Linked DNA regions of Homo sapiens: region 2 is linked to region 1. A link is an interaction called in ENCODE POLR2A ChIA-PET data of the cell type or tissue named here. Cell type or tissue: HepG2. All regions are shown on one strand. Links, peaks and the distances in the headings refer to the core of each region. The heading gives the core; the rest is flanking DNA.

The links. Peaks named below come from ENCODE experiments on the same cell type or tissue, not always from the same donor. Only the 100,000 strongest peaks of a DNase experiment are listed, where the experiment ranks them.
Region 2: POLR2A ChIA-PET joins it to region 1 with 6 read pairs; 1 of 35 experiments calls an interaction of 5 or more read pairs at or near these places.

The regions. Positions count from the first base shown.
Region 1 is chr4:68,728,125-68,738,369 of GRCh38, reverse strand. No RefSeq gene overlaps it. Among named protein-coding and RNA genes, the nearest start is that of UGT2B15, 63 kb to the right of the region's middle. In HepG2, for the core only: no CTCF peak of the experiment used is centred there; a DNase peak (open chromatin) is centred at 5,269; H3K4me3 peaks cover 713 bases.
Region 2 is chr4:68,548,614-68,558,858 of GRCh38, reverse strand. It overlaps UGT2B17 (UDP glucuronosyltransferase family 2 member B17), which reads left to right. Exons shown (of 7, transcript NM_001077.4): 5 at 6,948-7,035; 6 at 7,963-8,182. Among named protein-coding and RNA genes, the nearest start is that of UGT2B17, 23 kb to the left of the region's middle. In HepG2, for the core only: a CTCF peak has its summit at 5,853; DNase peaks (open chromatin) are centred at 5,378 and 5,848.

The DNA.
Region 1 (10,245 bases), core at 2,539-7,538:
ACATTCCTGAGGACAGGCAGAGACAAAAAAGAGAGGCAGGACTACCAACCTCTTAGACATGGAAACTCTTCTCCGTAACTCAGCCAAAAATTGACCTCAAATCAGAGTAGTTGCTTAGCAACAGCATGCTGTAGGATGTAAGTTCTTTAGGTATACTGGGAACAAGCCCTTAGGCAGTGTTCTCACACTTCCAGGATAATCCATTTGGAACCCCCATCACTTGGGACAGGCAGAGCTCTAATCATTCACATGAGCTGAGGTAAACCTGGGCTTAACATGTCACCTAGAACTAAAGTGAATGCAGTGACTTTTCGGTAAAGATTTTCTAAGCAAATATATTCCATTAAAAAAAGACAGAAAAAAAATGGAACAAATAATCCTTCAATGCAAAGGCATGCATATATTCACAAGAAACAACAGAGAACAGGGAACCAGGACCTCTCCAAAAGGACAATGCAAAAATCTAGTGATTGACACTAATAAGATAACCCAATTTCTGAGCTCTCTGACCCAGAATACAAAATAGCAGTTTTAAGAAAACTTAGTAATGTCTAAGTTAACACAGGAAGTTATTTCAGAAATTTATCCGAGAAATTTAACAAAAAGGTTAAAATAATACAAAGAAATCAATCAGAAATCTTGGAACTAAGAAATGCATTTGCTGAATTCAAAATCCATTAGAGGTCTTAAACCACAGAATGATCCAAGCCCAGAAAAGAATCTGTGAGCTCTAAGACTCGTTATTTTATTTTTAAAAAGTCAAGAGAGAATAAAAAAGCAAGTGCCACCTACAAAATATAGAAAATTACTTCAAAAGACCCAGTCTAAGAATTATTGGTGTTCAAGAGAGATGTGAGTAAGAGCAAGGGTAGAACGCTCATTCAAAAAAATAGTAACAAAAAACTTTTCAAAACTTGAGAAACATAAAATGTCCAGGTACAGAAAGGTCTTAGAACACAATGCAAACCCAAATAAGACTACCCCAATTAACAAAATAATCAAAGTCACAAAGGACAAAAAAAAATACATTAAAGAAAAAAGATTGAAATCAGCAAGTGAAAGCAAATAACATATAAAACAGCGCCAATATTTATGGAGATAGACTTCCCAAAAGAAACTATACAGACCAGGAAGGACTGGAATGATGTTTTCAAAGTGCTCAACACAAAAGGATGCCACCAAAAAATATTGAAACAAAAATAATTATCAATCAAATATAAATGAGAGATGAAGTATTTACCAGGCAAACAAAACATAGAATTGACCACTGAGCTAGTCAGAGGAGAAGGAGGTCCCCAGAGAATCTCCAACAAGCCTGTGCACTGGGAGGAATGTGCACTGGGGTGGAACCTCAGGAATTTTGCACTGTTTGCAACAGGGAGGAGCCCGGCAAATATCCCATGTGGAACCTGGGATTCAAGCTGCTAGTGGGAAGCACTCTGGCAGGGGTCTCCAGCCTTGTGGAAGATCCCTGTTTCCCCTTTTTTTTTCCTTTTCACCCAATAAAACCCTGCTTTACTCACCTGTTGAACCATCTGCCAGCCTAAATTTTCATGGCCCTGAGATGGACAAAGACACCATTGCGTTATTTAGTCCACCTATTTACACTGTAATGACATCTGCTTTTTACCATTAATCTTTAAGCCTCTTCCTATTTCTCAAAGATTAAAGTCACGTGAACTGAACGGTACCACAGTTTTTAACTTCTCTTTAAAAAATATTAGATGCAAGTGTTTGTCTTTTTCAGGCCAAAATCATTTAGAGCTCTTTCTGCAGACATTACACATAACACACACGCAGACAGGCAGGAGAAAACCCAGTTCCTGGGTGGGGTTTTATAAGAGCCAGGCCAAGGAAAACATGCAGATATCAAACCTGAAAAAGAGTCAGTCCCTAAGGCAGGATAAGCCCCTACTTTGTGCAACAAAATGCACAGTGCAGGTGAGTGTGGCTGTTTCCTGCCAATTAAGTGAAGCCCAAGCTCCCTGGTTCATGGATAAAAGCCTTGTTAGTATCCATGGCATAGATGAGGTCTAGGGACTCCCAGACTACTGAAAGCAGGGGAGATAGGGTGTATGTGGGTAAGTGGGTAAGAGTGAATGTTCTCACCCCCTAGGCCCCACTGGTTCATGGGTGCATGTTGCTTTGACACCTGTTTCAGCACATACCAAGGTTACCAGCACTCGGGGAAGCAAGGACGGAAGAAGAAAAGAGGATGCTCTTTCTCCCTCATGTACCCCAGGTATCTGCTAGAAAGAGAAGAGAACTAGGGACACCTGCCACCCTCTTCCTAGGTGAGTAGCCATTCACCTTCAGTCTGTACCCATTTTGAATGCATCATGACCCCCTGGGACTTCTTTAAAAGGTGCCTTCTTTTTCCTTTCTTCTCCTCTGTTCTCTCTTCACGGATAGGTAATTATGTCTCCGTATTCTGGGACATTCCCCTCAGATGCATCTTCCAAACTGGAAAGAGTTAACTTTCCAAACCTTAAGCTGGTTGGCTAAAGATTGGGCCCAGAAGAAGGGAACCCAGAAGACCAACATGCCAGCAAAAGGGTATTTTACCAGTCTGGCTTTTGGCCTTTCTCTCCCTGTGCAAAGTGATAAAAGGCCTCAGAATTTTTGAGCTATCCTTACTCCTCCCCTTGTTTCATTTTGATACATGTTTTCTAATAACCTAGTTTGTCTGTTCTTGCCTTCAGGGCATCAAACTCCAAACAATAATGCAAGCAGAGTCTCTGACAATGGCCCTTTCTGCTGGGGGAACTCTTAGATAGGCCTGTGAGTGAGCTCTGACCACCATTTCCCAAAAACAGCACCCCTTGTCAGCAGGAAGCAGTAAAGATTGATCTTCCTTATGCTCTTTCAAATAGCATTCAGATGTACTTCTTTACAAGGGGGAAAGAGACAGCCAGGTAGGAGGTGGTCCCCAGAGAATCTCCAAAGAGCTTGAACACTGAGAAAAATGTTCACTGGGGTGGAACCTCAGCAAGTTTGTGCCATTTGCAGTGGGGAAGAGCCAGGCCCCTCCTCTTTCTGTGTGGAAGCTGGGATTCAAGCTTTGAGCAGGAAGCACTCTAGCAGGGGGACTCTGGCCTTTCAGAGTCCTCGACATTCAAACCATCTGTGAGCCTAAATTTTTGTGGCCATGGGACAGACAAGGATCCCATCTTTAGCTGAACTAAGGAAAAGTCCTGAGACTCCACCACCAGACCCATCTTGCAAAAAATGCTAATGGGAGCTCTTCAGTCAGAAAGAGTAAAACACTATCATGCAAAAAGTAACTTTTCAAGGTATAAAAACAAGTGGTAAAATTGAGTACATGCAAAAACCCAGAATAAGCTAGTACTGAATTTGTGTTCTGCATTTCACCTATCCCAGAAAACATAACAACTATAGCAACCGGTTAAGAAACAGATGATATACAAATATGTAAATCAAGATAACTATGAGTCAAAATGGGTAGGTGATTGAGTTAAAGTATATACATTTTCTGTGACTTTTGCCCTTATTTATTTTATAATTTTATTTGCAATCTAAGTTGTGATCTCTTTAAAATAACATGCCATATCTCTAAAATGGTTTTCTGTAAGTCTACTGGTAACCACAGTTAAGAAATCTATCATTGATGTACTTAAAAAGCAGCAACTTGAAATATACTACCAGAGACAATCACCTAATTATGAAGAAAGACAGGAAGGAAGGAAGAGAGGAGTCTAAAAACAAACAGTAAACAATCAACAAAATGGCTCTAGTAAGCCTTACTTGTCAATAATAAAAATGGATGTAAATTGTCTCAGTTCTCAGTTAAAAGACATAGAATGGCTGAATAAAGAATCATGCTGCCTTAAAGAAACCCACTTCACTTATAAAGCCATACATAGACTGAAAGTGAAGGGATGGCAAAATATATTCCATGCAACTAGAAACCAGAAAAGTACAGGTGTAGTTATAAACAGATTACAAATCAGACGGGAAAAAAAAAACAAAAAACAAAGACAGTAACTACATGATAATGAAGGGGTCAGTTTAGCAAGATTTAGTCATTATACTTACCAAAACCTGAGCTCTCAAGCATGTAAAGCAAACATTAACAGACCTAAAGGCAAAACTAGCATGCAACACAGCAATAGTAGGAGACTTTAACACCCCATTCTCTGTAATGGAAAGATTATCCAGGAAGAAAATCAACACAGAAACATCAGAGTTAAAGTACACACTAGATATGAAGGGCCTAACTGACATATACAGAAAGTTTCACATAATTGCTGTAGAATAGACATTCTTTTTATTAGCACAAAAAATGTCTCCCTTAATTCTATGATAGGCTACCAAACAAGCCTGTACAAATTCAAAAACACAAGTATCATATGAAGTATATTTTCTGACCACAATGAAATAAAACAAAAAATAAATTAAAAGAAGAATCTGGAAAACAGACATGAACACATGGAAATTAAACATACTGCTAAATGACAAACATGTCAATGAAGTTATTAAGAAGAAAATTTAAAAATTTTGTGAGACAAATGAAAATGGAAGTACAGCATACCAACATCTATGGAAGATGGCCAAAAAAACTGTAAGAAGAAAGTTTCTTGTAACAAACATCTGTATCAAAAAAGTTGAAAGACTTCAAATAACCTAATCCTATACATCAAAGAACTAAAAAAGCAGGAACAAACCAAACCCAAAGCTAATAGAAAGAAAGAAATTATAAAGACCAGAACACAGTTAAATAAATTTGAGGCTAAAATAAACACAATACAAAAGATCTATGAAACAAAAAGTTGTTTTTTTGTGAAGATGATGGAGAAGAAAAGAGAAAATCAGTTAAGTAAACAATTAAGGCTGGTCCTCAAAAATGCTGCCTTCCTGAAAACTCACAACTACAGGAAAAATAGAGCAGCTTGGGGAAAAACTCAGACTGCAGAAGCTGCCTGCCTAAAAAAAAAATCACAGCTACAGTGCACCTGCACAGATAAGCCACAGATAAGCAGGCAAGGCATGCAATGTCCAGCATAGAAACCCTTTGCTCTTTGTATGATTAGTAAGCTCCCAGGAAAAAGTGTCCTCCCCTTTTCAGACATGTACACAGTGGGCTCCATGGGAATTTGCAAAGAGAGGAGGGGGGTGTACCTAAAACAAACCCATCATTATACAAACGCAAGAAACAGCACTTTGTGCTTTCCTGGAGACATATCCACAATGACAGAGAATAACTGGGAGATATGCAGGCGGTTTTATAGATAAGAAAAGTTACTCAGTTACAGAGATGAAACTATGCAGGCAGTTTTATAGATAAGAAAAGTTACTCAGTTACAGAGATGAAAGCAGTTCCTCATAAGAGCTTTTGAATACAACCGTAACACAGCAACCATCAGGGAACCCTCTCCACTGCCGAGAGCTTTGTTTTTTTGTTATTAAATTTTTGCTCCAACCTCACCCTTTGTAACCACGCTTCTTAATTTTTTTGGTCCTGAGATCACAAGCTCTGATAACACCTTAGACAACCAGACCAGTGACCCTGACTTGTTTCAAAGATCAATGATGTTAACAAACCTTTAGCTAAGTTAAGCAAGAAAAACATAGACAAGATGCAAATAAAAACCATCAGAAATGGAAAAAGAAGAGACATAAAAACTGAGACCAAAATAATACAAAACTATTAGAATTGTTATGATAAATTAATAGTAAACCTAGAAGAAATATATGAATTTCTGGACTCAAAACTTACTAAGATTGAACTATAAAGCGGTTGAAAACATCAAACAAATAATAATGGGCAAGGGATTGAAGCTGTTATTGAAGTAATAAAATGTCTTTCATCAAAATAAAAAGGTTCAGAAACTTATGATCCCACTTTTGAATTATACCCAACATGTAACAGCTTGATACCAATCTGACTCAACCTTTTCAAAAAAAAAAAAGAAAAGAAAAAGAGAAATAAAAAAAAAAGGGAATAATTCAAACTCATTCTATGAGGATAATGTTACTCTTACACAAAAACAAAGCATGGGCATAACAAAACAATAAAACTACAAGCCAGTATCACTGATGAGTATTGATATGGTTTGGCTCTGTGTCCCCACCCAAATATCATCTTGAATTGTACTCCCATAATTTCCATGTGTTGTGTGAGGGACCCTATGGGAGTTAATTTGAATCACGGGGACTGTTTCTTCCATACTGTTCTCATTATAGTGAATGAGTCTCATGAGATCTGATGGTTTTATCTGGGGTTTCCACTTTTGCATCTTCCACATTTTCTGTTGCTGCTACCATGTAAGAAGTGCCATTCACCTCCTGCTCTGATTCTGAGGCCTCCCCAGCCATGAGGAACTTTAAGTCTAATTAAGCCTCCTTTTCTTTCTTTTCTTTTTTTTTTTTTTTTGAGACAGAGTCTCGCTCTGTCCCCCAGGTTGGAGTGCAGTGGCGCGATCACGGCTCACTGCAAACTCTGCCCCCCGGGTTCATGGCATTCTCCTGCCTCAGCCTCCCGAGTAGCTGGGACTACAGGTGCCCACCAAGGCGTCTGGCTAATTTTTTGTATTTTGAGTAGAGATGGGGTTTCACCGTGTTAGCCAGGATGGTTTCAATCTCCTGACCTCATGATCTGCACGTCTTGGCCTCCCAAAGTGCTGGGATTACAGGTGTGAGTCACCACGCCTGGCCAAGCCTCTTTTTCTTCACAGTATCTGGTTTGTCTTTATCAACAGTGTGAAAACAGAAAAATAGAGTAAATTGGTACTAGTAGGGTGGGGCATTGCTGAAAAGATACCCAAAAATGTAGAAGCGACTTTGGAACTGGGTAATAGGCAAAGATTGGAACAGTTTGGAGGGCTCAGAAGAAGACAGAAAAATGAGAGAAAGTTTGGAATTTCATAGAGACTTGTTGAATGACTTTGACAAAAGTATTGGAAATGGTATGGACAATGAAATCCAGGCTCAGGTTGTCTTAGATAGAGATGAGGAACTTGTTAGGAACTAGAGCAGAGGTGATTCTTGTTATGTTTTAGTAAAGAGACGGGTGGCATTTTGCCCCGGGCTAGAGATTTGTGAAACTTTGAACTTGAGAGAGATGATTTAGGGTATCTGACAGAAGAAATTTCTAAGCAGCAAAGCATTCAAGAGGTGACTTGGGTGCTGTTAAATGCATTCCTTTTTGAAAGGAAAGCAGAGCATAAAAGTTTGGAAAATTTGCAGCCTAATAATGCAATAGAAAAGAAAATCTTATTTTCTGAGGAGAAATTCAAACTGGCTGCATGTATTTGCATTAGTAATGAAAAGCTGAATGTTAATCCTCAAGACAATGGGGAAAATGTCTTCCAGGAATGTCAGAGACCTTTGCAGCAGCCTCTCCCATCACAGACCCAGAGGTCTAGGAGAAAAAAATGGTTTCCTAGGCAGGGCTCAGGGTCCACATGCTGTGTGCAGTCTAGAGACTTGGTGCCTTTCATCTCAGCCACTCCAGCCGTGGCTGAAATGGGCCAATGTAGAACTCAGACCATGGCTTCAGAGGGTGGAAGCCTCAAACCTTGGCAGCTTCCACATGGTATGGAGCCTGCAGTACATGGATGTCAAAAATTGGGGTTTGGGAACCTCCACCTTGATTTTAGAAGATGTACGGAAACTCCTGAATGTCCAGGCAGAAGTTTGCTACAGGGGTGAGACCATCATGGAAAAACTCTGCTAAGGCAGTGTGAAAGGAAAATGTGTGCTGTGAGCCCCCACAGAGAGTCCCCACCAGGGCACTGCTTATTGGAGCAGCAAGAAGAAGGCCACCATCCTCCAGACCCCAGAATGATACATGCACAAACATCTTGGACCATGCAACTGGAAAAGCCATAGACACTCATTGCCAGCCCATGAAAGCAGCCAGGGTGGAGGCTGTACCCTGCAAGGCCACAGGGACTGAACTGCCCAAGACCATTGGAATCCTCCTCTTGCATCAGCATGACCTGGATATGAGACCTGGAGTCAAAGGATATCATTTTGGAACTTTAAATTTTTACTGCCCTGGTGGATTTTGGACTTGAATGGGTCCTGTAACCCCTTTATTTTGGCCAATTTCTCCCATTTGGAATGGCTATATTTACCCAATATCAGTAACCCCATTGTATCTAGGAAGTAACTAGCTTGCTTTTGATTTTACAGGCTCATATGTGGAAGGGACTTGTCTTGCCTCAGATAAGACTTTGAACTGTGGACTTTTGGGTTAATGCTGAAATGATTTAAGACTTTGAGGAATATTGGGGAAGGCATGATAGGTTTTGAAATGTGAGGACATGAGATTTGGAGGGGCCAGGGGTAGAATTATACGGTTTGGCTCTGTGTCCCCACCCAAATCTCGTCTTGAATTGTACTCCCAAAAGTTCCACATTTTTGTGGGAGGGACGTGGTGAGAGTTAATTTGAATCACGGGGCAGTTTCACCCATACCATTCCTGTGGTATTGAATAAGTCTCATGAGCTCTGATGATTTTATCAGAGATTTCCGCTCGTACGTCTTCATCATTTTCTCTTGCCGCCACTATGTAAGAAATGCCTTTCACCTTCCGTTATGATTCTGAGGCCTCCCCAGCCATGTGGAACTCTAAGTCCAATTAAACCGCTTTTTCTTCCCAGTCTCAGGTATGTCTTTATTAGCAGTGTCAAAATGGACTAATACAAGTGTAGATGCAAAAGTCCTCAAAAAATACAAGCAAACCAAACTAATAATACATTAAGAAGATAATTTTCTAGGGTAACACAGAATTCGTGCAAGGGAGGAGGGAAGGATGTTTCAATACATGCAAATCAGTAAACATGACCCACCGTATTAACAGATCCAAGAATTATAGGATTATTTCAGTACATGCTAAAAAAAGCCCATAAAAATCCAAATCCCTATATAATAAATTATAATGGTTTTAGATCACCAAACCATCAAAATGACTTTAGAGGAAACATTCTCCAAAATGATAAAGGCCATATATGATCCATGACTAAAATCATACTGAACAAGAAAAAAATTAAAGAATGTTTCCTAGGGACTGGAACAAGAGAAAGATGCCCACTGTCAGTCCTCTTATATAACATAATACCAGAAGATGTTGTTAGTGCAATTAGGAGCAAAAAATAATAATAATAAAATAAAGTGCATTCAAATTGGAAATAAATAAGTCAAGTTATTCTTCATTGCATTTGACATAGTATAATATCTAGAAAAACCCAAGGATTTCATTTAAAAATTGTTAGATCTGATAAATAAATCAGTAAAATTGTTCTCTGTAAAATCAGGAAAATCAAAATCATATCAAGTATCTTCTTAGACCATAGTGAAGTAAAACTGGAAATCAACTCCAAAAAGAACCCTCAAAGCTATATAAATACATGAAAACTAAGTAATTTGCTCTTCAATGATTTTTGGGTAAAAATCAAGATGGAAATTAATAAATTATTTAAAATGAATGATAATAGTGACAGAGTGATCAAAATTTCTGGGAAACAGCAAAAGTAGTGCTAAGACTAAGGTTCATAGCATTAAATGCCTACATCAAAAAGGCTGAAAGAGCACAAATTGACAATCTATATTGTCACAACTCAAGAAACACTAGAAACAAGAACAAACTAAACCCAAAGCCATCAGAAAGAAAGAAATAGGAAGGATCAGAGCAGAACTAAATGAAATTACAACAAAAAATACAAAAGGTAAGTGAAATGAAATAAAAAGCTGGTTTTTTGAAAAGATAAACAAAATTAATAGACCATTAGTGAGATTAACCAAGAAAATAAGAGAGAATATCCAAACAAGCTTAATTAGGAATGAAGCAGGAGGTATTACAACCAATACCAGAGAAATCCAAAAAATTATTCAAGGCTACTATGATCACTGTTACACACACAACTAAAAAATTTAGAGGAAATAGATAAATTCCTGGAAGCATAAAACCCTTCTAGATTAAATCAGGAAGAAGTAGAAACCCTGAACAGACCAGTAACAGTGGGATTGAATTAGAAATTAAAGAAATTACCACCAACAACAAAATATACAGGTCCAGAAGAATTCAGAGCTGAATTATACCACACACTCAGAGAATAATTAGTATCAATTATTCCCACTGAAATGATTCCCAAAAATAAAGAAAGAGGGAATTCTTCCTAAATCATTCTGTGAAGCCAGTATCTAGAAAATGATATAACAACAACAACAAAACTACAGACTAATAAATGACATAACAAAAAACAAAAAAATCTACAGACT
Region 2 (10,245 bases), core at 2,952-7,951, 180 kb after region 1:
GCATTTATCTCAGTGAGCAGAGGGGTGTCTTTGAATAGAATGGGAGGCAGTGATTTGCTTAGTGACTTTGGGGCCCCCAGGTTTATTTTCATTTTACATTTTAAAAAAATCTTTTGGAGAAAGCATTTTAGAAGAAAATGAGTCTCTGGTCTCAGGTTTTCATCTGATCTCTAATGGCAAGGAAGGTTTATTCCTAAGCAGGTCCTGAGTTATTAGGAAAGTTCATTTTTAGCAGGTTCTGAAGTCTCATGTACTGTGAAGACAAAATAAAGGGAGGAAGTGAGAAAAACAAAAACAAAAGAACAATCCTTTAAAATTAATATAGGCCACATTACTCTGAAGTCCATAAATCAGTAGGCAGGTATGAAAGTGGATTATGTATGTAAATTGGTTGCTGTTATTTTCTTCTGGAGTTTAAGTTGTCTAGCTTAATTTGTAGGGCTTTATGAAAGCATAGCTTAGTTTACAGTGACTCCAAATTAGGAAAAATTGTGGAAGGGGAGGAAAAAAAACCTGAAGACACTATTTTGAAGACGTGTAGCCATGAAAAATTAGAATTCAGTCCAAACTGTAGACAGTAATAAAAATTGAAAAACATTAGGCAAGACTAGAATCTAACAACAGGTATACTGTTATTTTTGAAACATAATTTTTCTGTCTTCAGTTTCCCAATTTTACTAAAGACAAACCATGGTACAACTGATTTGCTTTATTATACTTGGCCTGATTATTGTATACAGAGGAGGAAGAATAATTTTTTATTTACATAGGCTTTTAAAGTGGCTTTGATGGAACTTTGTCTTATAGAAAGAATCTCAGATAGGACTTTTTTAAAGCTGAGGCAAGCCATAGATTTGTACCATCAAATACCTATGAGTTGGGTGAATTCCTCTCCTCTTGGGGTTCCAAAATAAACTTGGGGCTCCTGGGCCTGTCAGAAAGTTACATTCTTTGCTTAACACAGTTCAGGAACCCTGTACAGGGACCTTATAGATGAAGGTATGAGGCCAGTTTTCCCAAGGGGTTTTATTGGCTCCATAAGTTAAGTTTGATTCCCTAAAGGAAAGCCCACCATTCCAGTGGAAGCCTTGATAAAATAACCAGTTTCTCCAATTGTGTTTTGTTAAAAATGAAAATAGATTCTTATTGCACTTATGCAAATAACTGTATTGACAAAAGTAAAAAATACTCACAAATAGTTTCCAAATTCTGAAAAATCAGGTAGAGGGAAACAAATATGTTCTAAATTTTTTTCATAGGAGTATACTAAATTGTTAAAAGCTGTTAATAGCTCAAAAAAAGAAAGATTCCTTCACTCTAAAAAAAAAAACAAAACAAAACAAAGGATCAGCAATGTTTTAAGCAAAGTCAAAAAGATTACTTTAGTTTTCTATTATTTCAGTCCATGTAGTTAATTCCTGTTCTGCTTGATATTCATGAACATTTTAGTTCTCCATGAGTCCTGAAAGTTTTTCTTCCATTCTAATGTCACAATCTCCAAAATTATCAAAAACTTTTTTTCAAGAGCACCTGTTAGAATTTCATGGCTGAGTATAAAATCGCCTTCTAAAGAGGACCAAAGTCAGACAACAATTGTCTGTGGATGACAAAAAGTTTTAGGGCAGCCTCAGTCAAAGACACAATGGACAAGGAAATTTGTTACCTCTGTGGCACACAATAACTTAACATAACAAATATAATTATTACTGATAATGTACACACTAAGTCATATCAGAATTATAGGAGTTTCCCATAATTTTGGAACACATGCCAATAACATATTTATATAAATACAGCTCAAAAAGACCAAACACCATTTCATGTTTGACAATGTTCCCTGTATAATTTTTATACCAAATAAGCCAAATTATGTCATTTTTGGACTTTAGGGAAACTAATAAATTAAAGGATTACTTAGGTCAGAAAAAAACATAATTTTGGAAAATTTGTCAAATATCAAAGGATTAAAAAGCTTGATATCACAGGTAAAATAAAGCATTCATTTGACTAAAGTAGTAACTCAAGGATTTCAAAAAAAGGCAAAAATCTTCATTCTTTGAGAGAGGAGACTCAATTTGCCAAACAATAAGCCCTAATAAAACAGCATGAAGCCAAATAAGTTTGTTTTTCAAAATTGTATGAACAATCTATAAAATTCTAATCTTGACCATAAGATATAACTTTCCTCAGCCTTTCATAACGTTTATAATCTTTATTAAGAAGTCAGTTTATGCTTCAAGAAAACCTTGTTAATCTGACACAGGGGCCCATATGTTGGTCTTGCATTAGTGTGTCTTTGACATTAATGATTAATTTATGCATAAACGGAACTTATTTTATCTCTTAGTATCAGTTCTTTCAATCTCACACACCCACCTCTTCTGTGATAGTCCCTGGACCTTGAGGAGTTGAATAGCTTTTAGAAAACACTGTTAGCATTATGCCACAACAAACAGAACTTGAGGAAAAAACTTACATGAGTTGAAAATGAGTTGAAGGAGAGTGTTACTATTTCACACCCTTTAAAAGGGGAGAGAAAACCAAAAACAGTGAGATGCAAGAAAAGTTAAACTTTGGGTTAAAAAAAAAAAACTCATAATATTTTAAGAGTAAATCAATCCCTTAAGAAAATGTTATTGTTCTAACCAATTATTTAGTGCATAAGTGCTTTTTTTACATCAAGCCCAATCTGTAGAAACACCATTATAATTTCCCTTTAATTATAGACAACTTGATCATATAAAAGTTTTTTTAATCTTCTTATTGTGACTTACACAGATCATTCATGATATGTTTGGACTTTCTGGTTTGTCCTGAACATCCTTCTTTCTTACACAACTGATCATTTTATTCTAGGACTAAATTTACCACACAAGATTCTTTCTCATATAAAATTATTTCTCTTCAAGCTTTTTACAAAAAAAAAAAAAAAAAACTTTTTATTTTTATAACTTTCTTTACATCTCCCTTACTTCCTGGTTCCTTTTACCTTGTTTTATACATAACCTTTAAATAAGCTTTGAATTAGACAACACTTCTTCACCTTTTTAAAAAAGATGCACTTTTTTTTGGAAAGAATGTTTTCCTACAAATTTTTTTTTAAAAATACCCAAACAATGAAATATCTATTATTTAATTTAATATAACCTTAGATTCTAAATTATGAGTTTGTCTATAAGTATTTATCCCATTACATTTACCTAATTATTTAGTCATTTACCTAGAATATTTGTGAAAAGTGTGGTAGTCATCATTTAAAGTTATGGAATTGCCATTGCAAAATTATAACTGAGACAGTGAAAAAGATCTGACCTAACTCCATCTTGCTTTTAACCTCCAAGCTCTCCGTGTTTATTTCTGGGTGTAGGCCAAACTAACTTAAGGAGGAACTTAGTTTATAGTTTAGCTTTGAAATAAAAATGATAACAGTCTTTTCCCAAAACAAAGCTTAATGCCTGTGGACTAGATTGCTTAAGGCCACAAGATGAGAAGTTATGATAATCTTACTTAATTCAAGGTGTAGCTATTTGCATTAAACCAATATTAATGTCTTATTTATTAAAAATTACACAAGTGAAGATCATTCTGTTTTGGGCTTGGTTTACAGTTTTGTAACCCCTATGTCAAATTTTGACACCTTAAAGTATTTGGCAAGAATAAGTATGAAATTTCTTGATTAATAAATGCAAACAAAAATGTATGCTGGCAAGTCTTAATGCATTTCTAATATTATCATACTTTATCAATAATTGTTGTTATCTTATTTATAAAAGATTTTATTTAAGTTACATAAACTTGAAAAAGCATTTAATTAGTCTTTTTTTCTGGCAAAGTATTTAATTCAAGCACTTTTATTTTCTTAAGCCAATTAATTAGAGCTCTTTTATATATTTTCAGTAATAAAACATTGTGTACAAAACACATAAATACATAGATGTAGTAAGCATGCCAACAGAAGTACATCTTACAGGTTTATAAAAACTCCTCTTTGCCATATTAGACTTTCAAATTCTTGATAACCTGTTTCAATAGGTAATCTGTATGAATACTTGATCACCATAGGCAGTTGTGAGCTAAATAATCTTACATTTGCATATTAAAAGAAACCATTCAGGTGAAAATCAAATAGCAAAATTTACATCATAATGTACACAGAGAAAAAAATTGGTGTGCTAGAAGGAAAATAAAATGGATTTAATTGCCAATTAAACATAAAATTATAGAAATTATAATGGCCTTTTAAATATATGCAAACACTTACACACACACAAAAGATTATGTGGTTTTTACTTCAGAAATTTAGCTATGAGATAAAAAAAAATCACCAGCTTGCAGACAAAAACCTGTTGAATCAAAACAGTGGTTTTTAACTTAATAGAAAAATAAAAGCAAATTTAAAGCAAGAATAAAAGAAAATTTTTAAAAAAGAGAGAACTTAGGAACTCTACAGTTTGTAGGACAACCTTAGGGCTCTTAATGTATATGTGCACAAAGACCGTATTACCTTCATTTTACATAAACTCTGCCAAGTAGAGGTGTCATAAATCCAAACAGGCGATATCAGGGGATCATTCTTCTTCTTTTCTCATCATTCTTAGATTATTTGTTTCCCACTTTTTTTCCTAAAAGGAGGAACTGAGCTGTGGCCTAGGGTTTATGTGTGGTGAATCAATGTGTGCTGCTTGTGGGCAGTACTCCACAGTGTGTCACCACTGAGTTGTTTCCACCCTCTTACGTGTCTCAGTTTCTCCCTCCAGAGGTGTATGACCTCTGAGAGGGCTCAAAATGCTGGGTGATCTGCCCTCATATGTGTTTCCTGGACTAGCCTTTTTTTAAAAGTTAATTTTTCTTGGGGATTTCCCTGCAGGACCACTGCATGTCATAGGGGGTCAAACCCAAGACACTCCCACAAGGCCCCCAGTTGCTTAGGGGTGCCTTTTGCCTGGGAGGAGCAGATGCCCTTTCACTTTGGAGCTGAGAAAACTCAGTCTTTCATTTTCCTATGTAAACCACAGTTCAGTTTCTCACACAAATCCACACAGACAAGCCAAATGAGATTAATTTGGGGAATAAAAACAATAGAGGAGACCCTTTACAACACATCTCCAAACTAGAATTAGGATTCTTAAACAACAACTTCCTAGGAGGAAAAAAATAACAACAGTCAATACTACTTCCAGTAAACTGTACTCAGCCACCCTCTACTTTGTAACTCGTCTGCCATTACACACGCCAAGGTAAAATCCTCTCACAGTACAAGGTAATCTGTGGTAATCTCGAAGCCAAAGAGATCAGGTCATTCAACATAGGAAAACAGAGCTTTGGACCTAAGAAAAAATCTGCCCACAACTCTTGAAACTCCACAAAGAAAACAGAGCACCCCCAAAGGGGTGAGTGGTGCCTTTGTTCTGAATTCTTTAAAAGAGTTCAAATCATTAGAAGCCTTCTCTAGATTTTTGGTACTACAAATGGCAAAAGACAAAAGGAGGTATAGGGTGGAGGAAAAGTAAACAAAAGAACATTTGTTTTTTTAAAGACAGGAAGCAAACACAGAAACCAAGAGCATGGTTTTTAGGTTTTGTTTTGTTTTCTCTTTTGCATCTGTGAAGAATTTTCACCAAATTAGACAGGCTTTGTTACCCACAATTTGGAATTCTCACTCAGATATGATCAAGTCAGGTAAAGTTTGTCAAATCTGATGGGAGAAATACTGGAATGTACAAAAAAAATACTCCCAAAAATGTGATCATTAAGCACTGTAATGGTAAGGAGAAATTAAGTCCAGCTAGTTGTTAAACATTAACCAAGACAAAACCCCAATTCAGCTATTTACCTACGGATGGGTTTCAGGCTAAAACTGCCCTCTGTCGTCCTAGAAGTAGGAAAGAAACCTCAAATTTATCCTCCCTCCTGGGAGTGAGCTCAAACTCCATAGAGTTACCTGCCTTCCATTGTCATGGAAACAGGAAATATTGCCTTTCTTGTAGGAAGCAAGTAAAACTCCAAAAAAAAATAAAAAACAAAAAAAAAGGAGTTGTACAGCAAAATAAACTTTTGGTCTTGACTGAATTTTGGGGTATCAGGGATTCTCTGGAGGGGTTGCTCCCAGACCTCAGCCAATTGTCTTATTTGTTTGAGCCATAAAGTTAGCTCATGCTGGTACCAAGCACTGACAGGACATTTATCAAAGGTCAGGGAACCTCCACTCAGAGTCTCTTCATGGTTACCAAAATGTGAACCCTGAATATCTGAGGCAGGTCTCAGTTAATTTAGAAAGTTTATTTTGCCAAGGTTGAAAATGTGCACCCATGACACAGCCTCAGGGGGTCCTGGTGACATGTGTCCCAAGGTGGTGGGGGGACAGTTTGGTTTTATACATTTTAGGGATACATGAGACATCAATCAACTTATATAAGATGGACATTTGTTCAGTCCAGAAATGGGGGACAACTAGAAACAAAGGCAGAGCAACTTGAAGCATGGAAGGGGCTTCCAGGTCATAGGTAGATAGGAGACAAATGGCTGAATTCCTTTGAGTTTCTGATTAGCCTCTCCAAATGAGGCAATTAGATATGCATTTATCTCAGTGAGCCAAGGGCTGACTTTGAATAGAATGGGAAGTAGGTTTGCCCTGAGCAGCTTAACTTTTCCCTTTAGCATAGATTTTGGGGCACCAAGATTTATTTTCCTCTCACACTCTCATGTGTCTAGCTATTAAGTTAGAAATGTCATTTTTTTATATACCAAATTGATTATAAAAGTAAAGATATTAAATGTGGGTATTCAGCTTACCTCAGACTTTTAGTAGTTCTCATTACTTGACATCACTTCTTCTTATTTCTTCATCTTTTATATGGATTAACTGATTATTAATCTCTTCAGAATTCTAACAAGTTATATTTTTAGAGTTCTATTCATTGAACAAGATATTTTCCTTGCCCTAACAGGTTCTATGGAGATTTGATGGCAAGAAGCCAAATACTTTAGGTTCCAATACTCGACTGTATAAGTGGTTACCCCAGAATGACCTTCTTGGTAAGACTCTGGAGAACAAATACTGAATATATTAGTAACAGCCAATTAGAAGTGATAATATTTCAACATAAAACAAACATATTTAACATTTATTATTGGAAAACTAAAAAAAAATCAAATTTAACTACTTTATATTTATTTTCTAGTCTTAGTATAAGAAGAATACACTATGGTAGTTGGCATTTTGTTACATACAGTCACATTCTTTATGGTCAGAATAAAAATCTCTTTATTCAGGTGTAATTACCTCTCACAGGTTTTAAATAACATCCTGGATTTTCTGTCTCTTATTTCTGCAACTTTACATCTGTTCCTTCCCCTACTGCAGGGTTATTTCAACAGGTACTGAAAAATAACAGACATTCTTCTATTACCAGTGACTCTATTTTCTGTGGGAATAAATCACCAATCTTTATCATAAAGTGATAACACATTTCATGATGATGTGTAACCTGTCCTTCCTCAGCACCACCTCCACCCTACTCCTTGCTGCCTTTAAAAAAAAATTTAAGTATTTTAAATATTTTAACTATTTAAATATTTTTTAAATATATAAATGTGACTGCATAATTTATACTACTTAAGAGACTATGTTCTTGTATACCAAATCTTATTCTTTTCTTTTTTGCACATTTTAATTTTTTAATTAAGAATATGTTTTTTCATTTTGTTCACCTGGCAAACTTTTAAATTTATGTTTCCACTGTGAAGACACACAGACCACCACCTTTTCATGTAGCCTTCACTTACCTTTCCAGCAGAAGTAGGTGCTTCTTCCTCTGAAATTTGAAAACAATTTCAATGCAGTTTTGTGGGTATAATGTTACCTAGGGAACAGTTTTGCTTTAAGTTCCTTATATTGTGCATTTCTTATTCAATTCCTGTGCCTTATAATTAATAACTTTGTTAAAATGCATCCACTTTTAGGTCATCCCAAAACCAAAGCTTTTATAACTCATGGTGGAACCAATGGCATCTATGAGGCAATCTACCATGGGATCCCTATGGTGGGCATTCCCTTGTTTGCGGATCAACATGATAACATTGCTCACATGAAAGCCAAGGGAGCAGCCCTCAGTGTGGACATCAGGACCATGTCAAGTAGAGATTTGCTCAATGCATTGAAGTCAGTCATTAATGACCCTATGTGAGTATTACAATTTTGTGACCAGGTGGTACTTACAAATTATTTTGTCAACAGTGAATATGAGTTTGAACCCTTTGTTAAGAGACTAATTTTGAAGGGATTGAAGTGATTTAACCAATGTAAAATCTGCTCTTATTTTCCACCAGACAATTATTTCAAAGTTACATTTCAACCCCACAGATTTAATGGGTCACCAATGACTGCAATGAATTATAAAATCAAAAAAATTAAAGATATGTACATAATTATTTTAAATATTTTTAATGATAGAATACACAATAGAAATTATGTAACTAGAGAAATATGATAAAATATTTCAATTCAATACCTAAAATTTCTGAAAGTATGAATCTATTCTTTCTCAAAAATTTATTTTTATTATTATCATTATTTTAATCAATTTGAAAATGAGTTACAATTTGCATAGCATAACATTCACTAAAATTTAAAATCTAAATATATTTAGTATGTTTACATAGTTACGAAGCCACAACCCTAAATAACATTTTTGTGAGCTCAAATTAAACTCAAAATGCATGAAGTCACTCCCAATACACCTCCAGTCCTAGAAAAATACCGACTTACTTTGTTTCTCAATAGATTATTCTCTTCACATATTTTATATAAATGAAATCATACAATTTATAGTGTTTTGTAAACGACTTCTTTCACTTAGCATAATTATTTTTAGTTTTATTTATGTTGTTGGATGTATCAGAACTCATTCATTTTTATTTCTATATAATATTCTTTGATATGTTTATACCAAAATTACCCATTTATCAGGGCATGGACATTTTAGGTCTTTCCAATTTTGGCACTTACGAATATTGTTATACATATTTTCTGTGTAAAAATATGTTTTTACTTCTTTTGAGGAGAGGCTAGGAGTGGACTTGCTGAGGCATATGGGAAATTGTTGTTTATGAAGAATGGCTAAACTGTTTTTCAAAGTATTTGCATCATTTTTCATTACCACCAGCTGGATAGGAGGGCTCTAATTTCTTCACACTCTTCCCAACACTTGTTATCACCTGTCTTTCTATTACAGCCTTTCTAGTGTGTGTAAAGTGGTCTCTCATTATGGTTTTCATTTGCATTTCCTTATGGCTGAAGATGTTAACCCTCTTTTCATGTGCTTACTGATCATTCATGCATCTTCCTTAGATAAAATTTCTATTTTAATCTTGTGAACATTTTGTCATTTTTCTATTTACCTTATTATGGATTCATAAGAATTATTAATATGTTATAGATACTATCCCTTATCAAATATACGATTTTCATATATTTTCTTCCACTATGGGCAGATAGATTTTTTTTTTTTTTTACTTTTTGGAGGATGCCTTTTGAAACATGAAGGTTTTAATATTGATAAAATAAATATGTAATAGTTTTCCATAATCCAAGGGAAATAATATGGAAAATGCTGTGACTACACCAGCTACCATCAATTCAGAGTCTATTAATCCTACCAATATTATTATGATGTAAGGTGGTACCAGCTAAGAGAATACATTAAAAACACTTTACCAAAAAATTAGTAAGACAAGAAATGATTTAAAATACTTCAAATAAAGTAAAAAAGCAAAGAAACAGAAAACAGGTTAGAAAACAAAAATATATAGAATAAAATGGTGGATTTAAATGTGAACTAGGGCAATCAGGCAAGAAAAAGAAATAAAGGGTATTCTATAAATAGAAAGAGAAGAAGTTAAATTGTCTCTATTTGCAGATGACATAATTCTATATTTAGAAAACCCCTTCATCTCAGTTCTAAAATTCCTTAAGCTGATAAGCAACTTCAGCAAAGCCTCCGGATAGAAAAATCAATATGCAAAAATTACAAGTATTCCTATACACCAACAATACACAAGCAGAGCCAAATCACGAATAAATTCCCATTTGCAATTGCAACAAAGAGAATAAAATACCTAGGAATATGCCTAACAAGGTACGTGAAGGACCTCTTCAAGGAGAAATAGAAAACCCTGCTGAAGGAATTAAGAGAGGACACAAACAAATGGAAAAACATTCCATCCTCATGGATAAAAAAATCAGAA